2 separate regions of the Homo sapiens genome follow, and region 1 is linked to region 2. A link is a loop called in an ENCODE intact Hi-C map of the cell type or tissue named here. Cell type or tissue: heart right ventricle. All regions are shown on one strand. Region 1 overlaps ZDHHC11 (zDHHC palmitoyltransferase 11). Region 2 overlaps ZDHHC11B (zDHHC palmitoyltransferase 11B (putative)).

The links. A loop is a pair of places that touch in the nucleus more often than their neighbours do. Peaks named below come from ENCODE experiments on the same cell type or tissue, not always from the same donor. Only the 100,000 strongest peaks of a DNase experiment are listed, where the experiment ranks them.
Region 1: a loop joins it to region 2, with 4 times the contacts of the local background. A loop is called at or near these places in 61 of 110 quality-filtered maps.

Annotation. Positions count from the first base shown.
Region 1 is chr5:846,146-848,645 of GRCh38, reverse strand. ZDHHC11 (zDHHC palmitoyltransferase 11) reads left to right here. Exons shown (of 13, transcript NM_024786.3): 2 at 1-164; 3 at 1,031-1,132. Among named protein-coding and RNA genes, the nearest start is that of ZDHHC11, 3.6 kb to the left of the region's middle. RefSeq lists an enhancer at 1,869-2,018. In heart right ventricle, no CTCF peak of the experiment used is centred here; no DNase peak of the experiment used is centred here.
Region 2 is chr5:757,071-759,570 of GRCh38, reverse strand. The region is part of intron 4 of ZDHHC11B (zDHHC palmitoyltransferase 11B (putative)); the gene reads left to right. Among named protein-coding and RNA genes, the nearest start is that of ZDHHC11B, 26 kb to the left of the region's middle. RefSeq lists enhancers at 1-331, 332-1,175. In heart right ventricle, a CTCF peak has its summit at 1,518; DNase peaks (open chromatin) are centred at 290, 650, 1,390, 2,450 and 2 weaker places; H3K4me3 peaks cover 1,363 bases; H3K27ac peaks cover 2,407 bases.

The DNA of each region.
Region 1 (2,500 bases), 89 kb before region 2:
TTCTCGTTCCACCTCGTCGTCCACCTGATCGCGTCCTGCATCGACCCGGCCGACTCCAATGTCAGACTCATGAAGAACTATTCTCAGCCCATGCCCCTCTTCGACAGATCAAAACATGCACACGTGATCCAGAATCAGTTCTGCCACCTGTGCAAGGTCACCGTGTGAGTGCCCGCCCTCGCCGAGGCCCCAAGGTGTCAGGGTCACCTCCAGGGTCCTGGTGCTCAGGTCACTGCTGGCCCCTCAGGGCCCGTGCCATGGCCGCAGCTGATGCTAGTGGAGCTTCCAGGGCCCGGCCCTGTGGCTGCGGGTGGATCGCCCCTCATCTCGCTGTGAACCGGGCGCGGTGCCGGGCCGCCCCAACTCCTCCGCAGGCAGGGCTGAGACTGGAGGGCTGGGTCTGTCACCTGCAGGTGACCCGCTGCTCCCCTGGAATGAAACACAGCAGCACTCAGGCATGTTTGGTCCTCAGTGGATTTTGTGCACGAGGTCCCTCCCCTGAGGGCCCAGGGCAAGAGAGCACTGTCTTTCTTGGGGAGTTTCAAGACAAGCCCCTAGGAAAGTGGGAGGTAAGGGTTCCAGTGTCTCCAGGGGCCCTGGAGGCCTCTGTGATGGCCTAGGGGTTGGCTACAGGGCTGTTGTCAGCTGCAAGGGAGGCCCTGTAGGCACAGGTGGGATCCAAGCCCCCGGCCTCAACTCCTGGAACCATGGGGCAGGCGCGGCCTCCTCCAGGGCCATGGCCCAGAGTGAGGCTGGTGTAGGACGGCTGGCGGGGGGTCTATGCTCAGGGCGGCCAAAGACACAGCTCCTCCTGCTCTGTGGCTACCTCTGCCCACAGCTGCCCTGCTTCTCCTCCTCCCCACAGGCCTCAACACCCTCCCCCAGCCTCCCATTCCCTGCTGGACGCCCTCTCCCCAGGCCGCACAGGGCTGGTTCCTCCGAGGCACCTGGCTTCCAGTGATGGACCTCTGGCCCTGCCCCAACCTGCGCACTTGGGGCCTGACAGGCGTTCCCCGATTCATCCCTCCAGGAACAAGAAAACCAAACACTGCATTTCCTGCAATAAGTGTGTGTCCGGCTTCGACCACCACTGCAAATGGATCAACAACTGCGTGGGAAGCCGGAATTATTGGTGAGGGGCACAGAGGGGATGGCCGGCACGGGCCAGGCTTGGGGGAATTTGGAAGGGAGGGGTCTGTGGGCAGGGGTCATCGTGTTGAAAGGGTGGAGGGTCCTCTTGGGGCCGCGTCCCTGTCCTGATGTGGTGGCGCTTGGTGCCTGCGTGCCCCGGCCTCCTGTCTGGCTCTGGGGCTGTGGTGCAGCCGTCCCTGGACAAGCTCATCCGCATAGAGTAAGTCCCTGGAGGCCCCCCGGGGGCACTTGCGGGGCCACGCTGGCTGAGGCCTCCTGACCACGCTGTCCTGGGCTGGGCTGCCTTCTCTCCACCCAGGCTGAGGCTCATCCAGCACAAGGGTGGGGCCACGGAAGGGCAGTGGGCACCCAGCGCAGATGGGCGAGAGGTGTTTCCCCTGAGCATGGTCGAGGCTCACAGATGAGAGGTGTTTCCCTGAGCACGGTGGAGGCTCATAGACGAGAGGTGTTTCCCCTGAGCACGGTGGAGATGCAAGGAAGAGAGATGTTTCCCTGAGCACGGTGGAGGCTTACAGATGAGAGGTGTTTCCACTGAGCATGGTGGAGGCTCACAGGCGAGAGGTCTTTCCCCTGAGCACGGTGGAGGCGCAAGGATGAGAGGTGTTTCCACTGAGGATGGTGGAGGTGCAAGAACGAGAGGTGTTTCCCCTGAGCACGGTGGAGGCTCACAGATGAGACGTGTTTCCCCTGAGCACGGTGGAGGCTCATAGACGAGAGGTGTTTCCCCTGAGCACGGTGGAGGCTCAAGAACGAGAGGTGTTTCCCCTGAGCATGGTGGAGGCTCAAGGACGAGAGGTGTTTCCCCTGAGCATGGTGGAGGCTCACAGGCGAGAGGTATTTCCCCTGAGCACGGTGGAGGCGCAAGGATGAGAGGTGTTTCCACTGAGGATGGTGGAGGTGCAAGAACGAGAGGTGTTTCCCCTGAGCACGGTGGAGACTCACAGATGAGACGTGTTTCCCCTGAGCACGGTGGAGGCTCAAGAACGAGAGGTTGTTTCCCCTGAGCACGGTGGAGGCTCATAGATGAGAGGTGTTTCCCCTGAGCACAGTGGAGGATCCAGGGACTCTCAAGGCCCCGTGTGCTGAGCCCCGGCTGTCTGCAGCACTGTATTGTGAAGATCACCAGGGAAAAGAACCACGCCTGCTCCCCAGCTACTCTGTGCTGACCTGAAAGAGGCCTTGGTGTGCGTGGGAGTGGGGACCAACGTTGCCTGGTGTCACAGGACGCACCGGGCGGTCCCTGCCCTGCCTCCCTGCCATCCCGTCTGGAGCACAGCATGTGTCCAGAGAGGCTGAGCAGCCCGGCAGGGACAGAGAGGTTGCATGACCGCACAGCGAGTCCAGAGGC
Region 2 (2,500 bases):
CCTGTTGTGTGGAATGGATTGGAATCTGTAACTCTGTTTAATCTGGAGAAATCTCTTCCCAGCAAAGCTCCTTGCTGTGGCCCAGGGCAGCACGAGCTCGGTAGCTGCAGTGGAAGATTCACCAGCATGGAGTGGCGCGGCGCCTTCAGTGGCACGTGTCAGCTTTGAACCCCGCAGGGATTGATAAGACGACAAGACGTGACCGCACCGGGCCCCAGGAGTAGGGGCTGTGGGCTCGCTCTCCACCTCCTCTCTTTTCCTGCCTGCAGAACAGGGCGGGGGAAAGGTTAGCAGTGTTAACAAAGGGCGCAGGGTGTGTGTTCTGGGCTGGCGCTGCGGCGCCGTTTATTTACAAAATACAGATTGTTGCTAGGGGAGGTTCCAGCATAGCTACGGTTCTCAAGACAGCTTGAGACCGAAACTTCCAGAGGGCAGGCAGTTTGGGTGATGAAAGGGAGACACTTACTCTACTTCTTTTACTTTTTATTGCTCATTGGAACATAAAACACTACCGGCATAAAATTAAACGTGAAAGTAGAAGCAGAGAAAATTGAGAACACGGTGCTCCGTGTCATCTCTATCCCGGGGCTCCCCGCCAGCTCAGGAAGGGTTACCCGAGTGGGTGATGGGCAGAGTGGCTAGCTGGGTCAGTCTGGGCAAAACATAGCCAAATTAAGGTCACCAGCATCGTTCCTATGGGTGACGGATGTCCCAGGAGGACGACCCAAGCCCACCCGCAGAGCGCGGACCTCGCTGGCCAAAGTGCGGCCAATGGACAGCAGGGCACCCTAGTGTGCGGTGAAAGATTTGCTTCAACCTGGTTCCATGAAAAAAGCTTTGAGTCCCAGGGAGCTGTCCAGGTGAAGACACTGCCCTGGAATCTTGGTGGGGGGGAGTCCCTTGCCAGCTGAACCCTTGTTTCTGGGTGGACGCCTTCAGGGTGACTGCCTGGCCATGGCGCCTGCAGGTTTGGGGACTGGCTCGGGAATGGGCTCAGGCAGCTCCACGGGGTTTGCCTGGCAGGTTCAGGCTCAGGACAGCCCTGAGCTCCTCCACAGGGAAGTCAATGGGTCCCGGTTAGGGCCACACCATCCCCAGGCTGTCTCCTGGTGGCCCCCAGCAGCAGCACCGTCTCCCTGGCAGCGGGCTTCTTTGTGCGAAGCCCGGAGAATGTGAGGCTGCAGTCGGATGTGGCGACCAAGGGCCTGGGAGGGCATCCTCAGCCTGAGCTTCACCTGCTGCTCGTGCAGAGGCCCTGCCTGGCCCCACCCTCCCTGCCACTGGTTTCCAGTGAGGGAAGTGCTGCTCCAGCTCTGCAGAGGAAGGGGCTTCCCCTGGGCCACAGTGCAGCTTCCTGCCTCATCTCATTGTCCTCAGCTGCCACCGATAGCGTCCCAAGGCTCCAGACGAGCTCCCTGTTGCCCCGGTGACCACATAAATAGTGCAGTGTCCCCAGCTCAGCCTGCAGGGAGCGGGTACATGGGGACAACAGCCGGGATGCAGGCTCGGTCATGTCAGTGTCACCAGCTGGACAGTGAGCCCTGTGCCCGGCCCAGCTGACCCACACCCTTTACAGCCCCTGCAGCCTCAGTCCACTCCCAAGTCCGGTGGGGCCCCTGCAGACCTCTCCTCTACCATGGTGGGATTAGACTGGCCACTGCAAGTGTCTGACCAGTCCTGGCCCCCATGTGAGTCCCCCAGGGCCTGGCTGGCCCCGTTGCTGCACTGCCTAGCTCCCACCACACCCCGGCCTGGGCAGCAGCTCCCCAGTCCCATCCCCTTGGCATCCAGATCATTCTCGCCTGTCCTCCTTGCAGCCATGTCTGCACACACAGAGTCTCCTCCCCAGCTCACACACACCGGCACCCAGGGCCCGGGGCCACGTGAGTGCCTGGAAGATGCAGGGTGTGCGGTGCATCCTGCTGAGGGATTCGGCACCTGTGTCTGCATTTCAGTCGGAACCAGCTTCACACTCAGGCTTCCCATGCATTGCAGCACGCTTCTTACGGGACCCTCATCAGGGAAGGGCTGCTGCATAAAAACCCTAACCCCATGCCCCAAGGTGGTGCCAGGACGAGGCTGAGGGTGAGCCCAGCAGCAGTGAACCTGTCCCAACGTTGCCTGAGGGGGCTCCAGAGAGGGGCTCTGTCAGGAGGGACAGCAGCCCCCTGGCCTGGTGCAGGACCCGCCCTGCTGGCAGCCTTCTGCTAAAATCCCTACGTGGCTTTTTGCACATGGCCAGCACCTTCTTCCTCACCCCTGGGGCCAAGGAGGACAGCGCTGTGCGACACAGGCCGGCAGCCTGCGTTTCCATGCCAAGCTTAGGCCACACTGTGAGGGCCTCTGGGCTGCCCTGTGGAGATGGCTGTCAACCCTGAACTCATGGCTAGAAGGCGGTCCAGGAGCCAGGCAGGGTGACGGGAGGGCCCCGCACTCCACCCCTTCTATTTGGTTGCCATGGGGAGTCTGTGTTTGTCCCAGGGTGAGAGGAGGAGGGAGC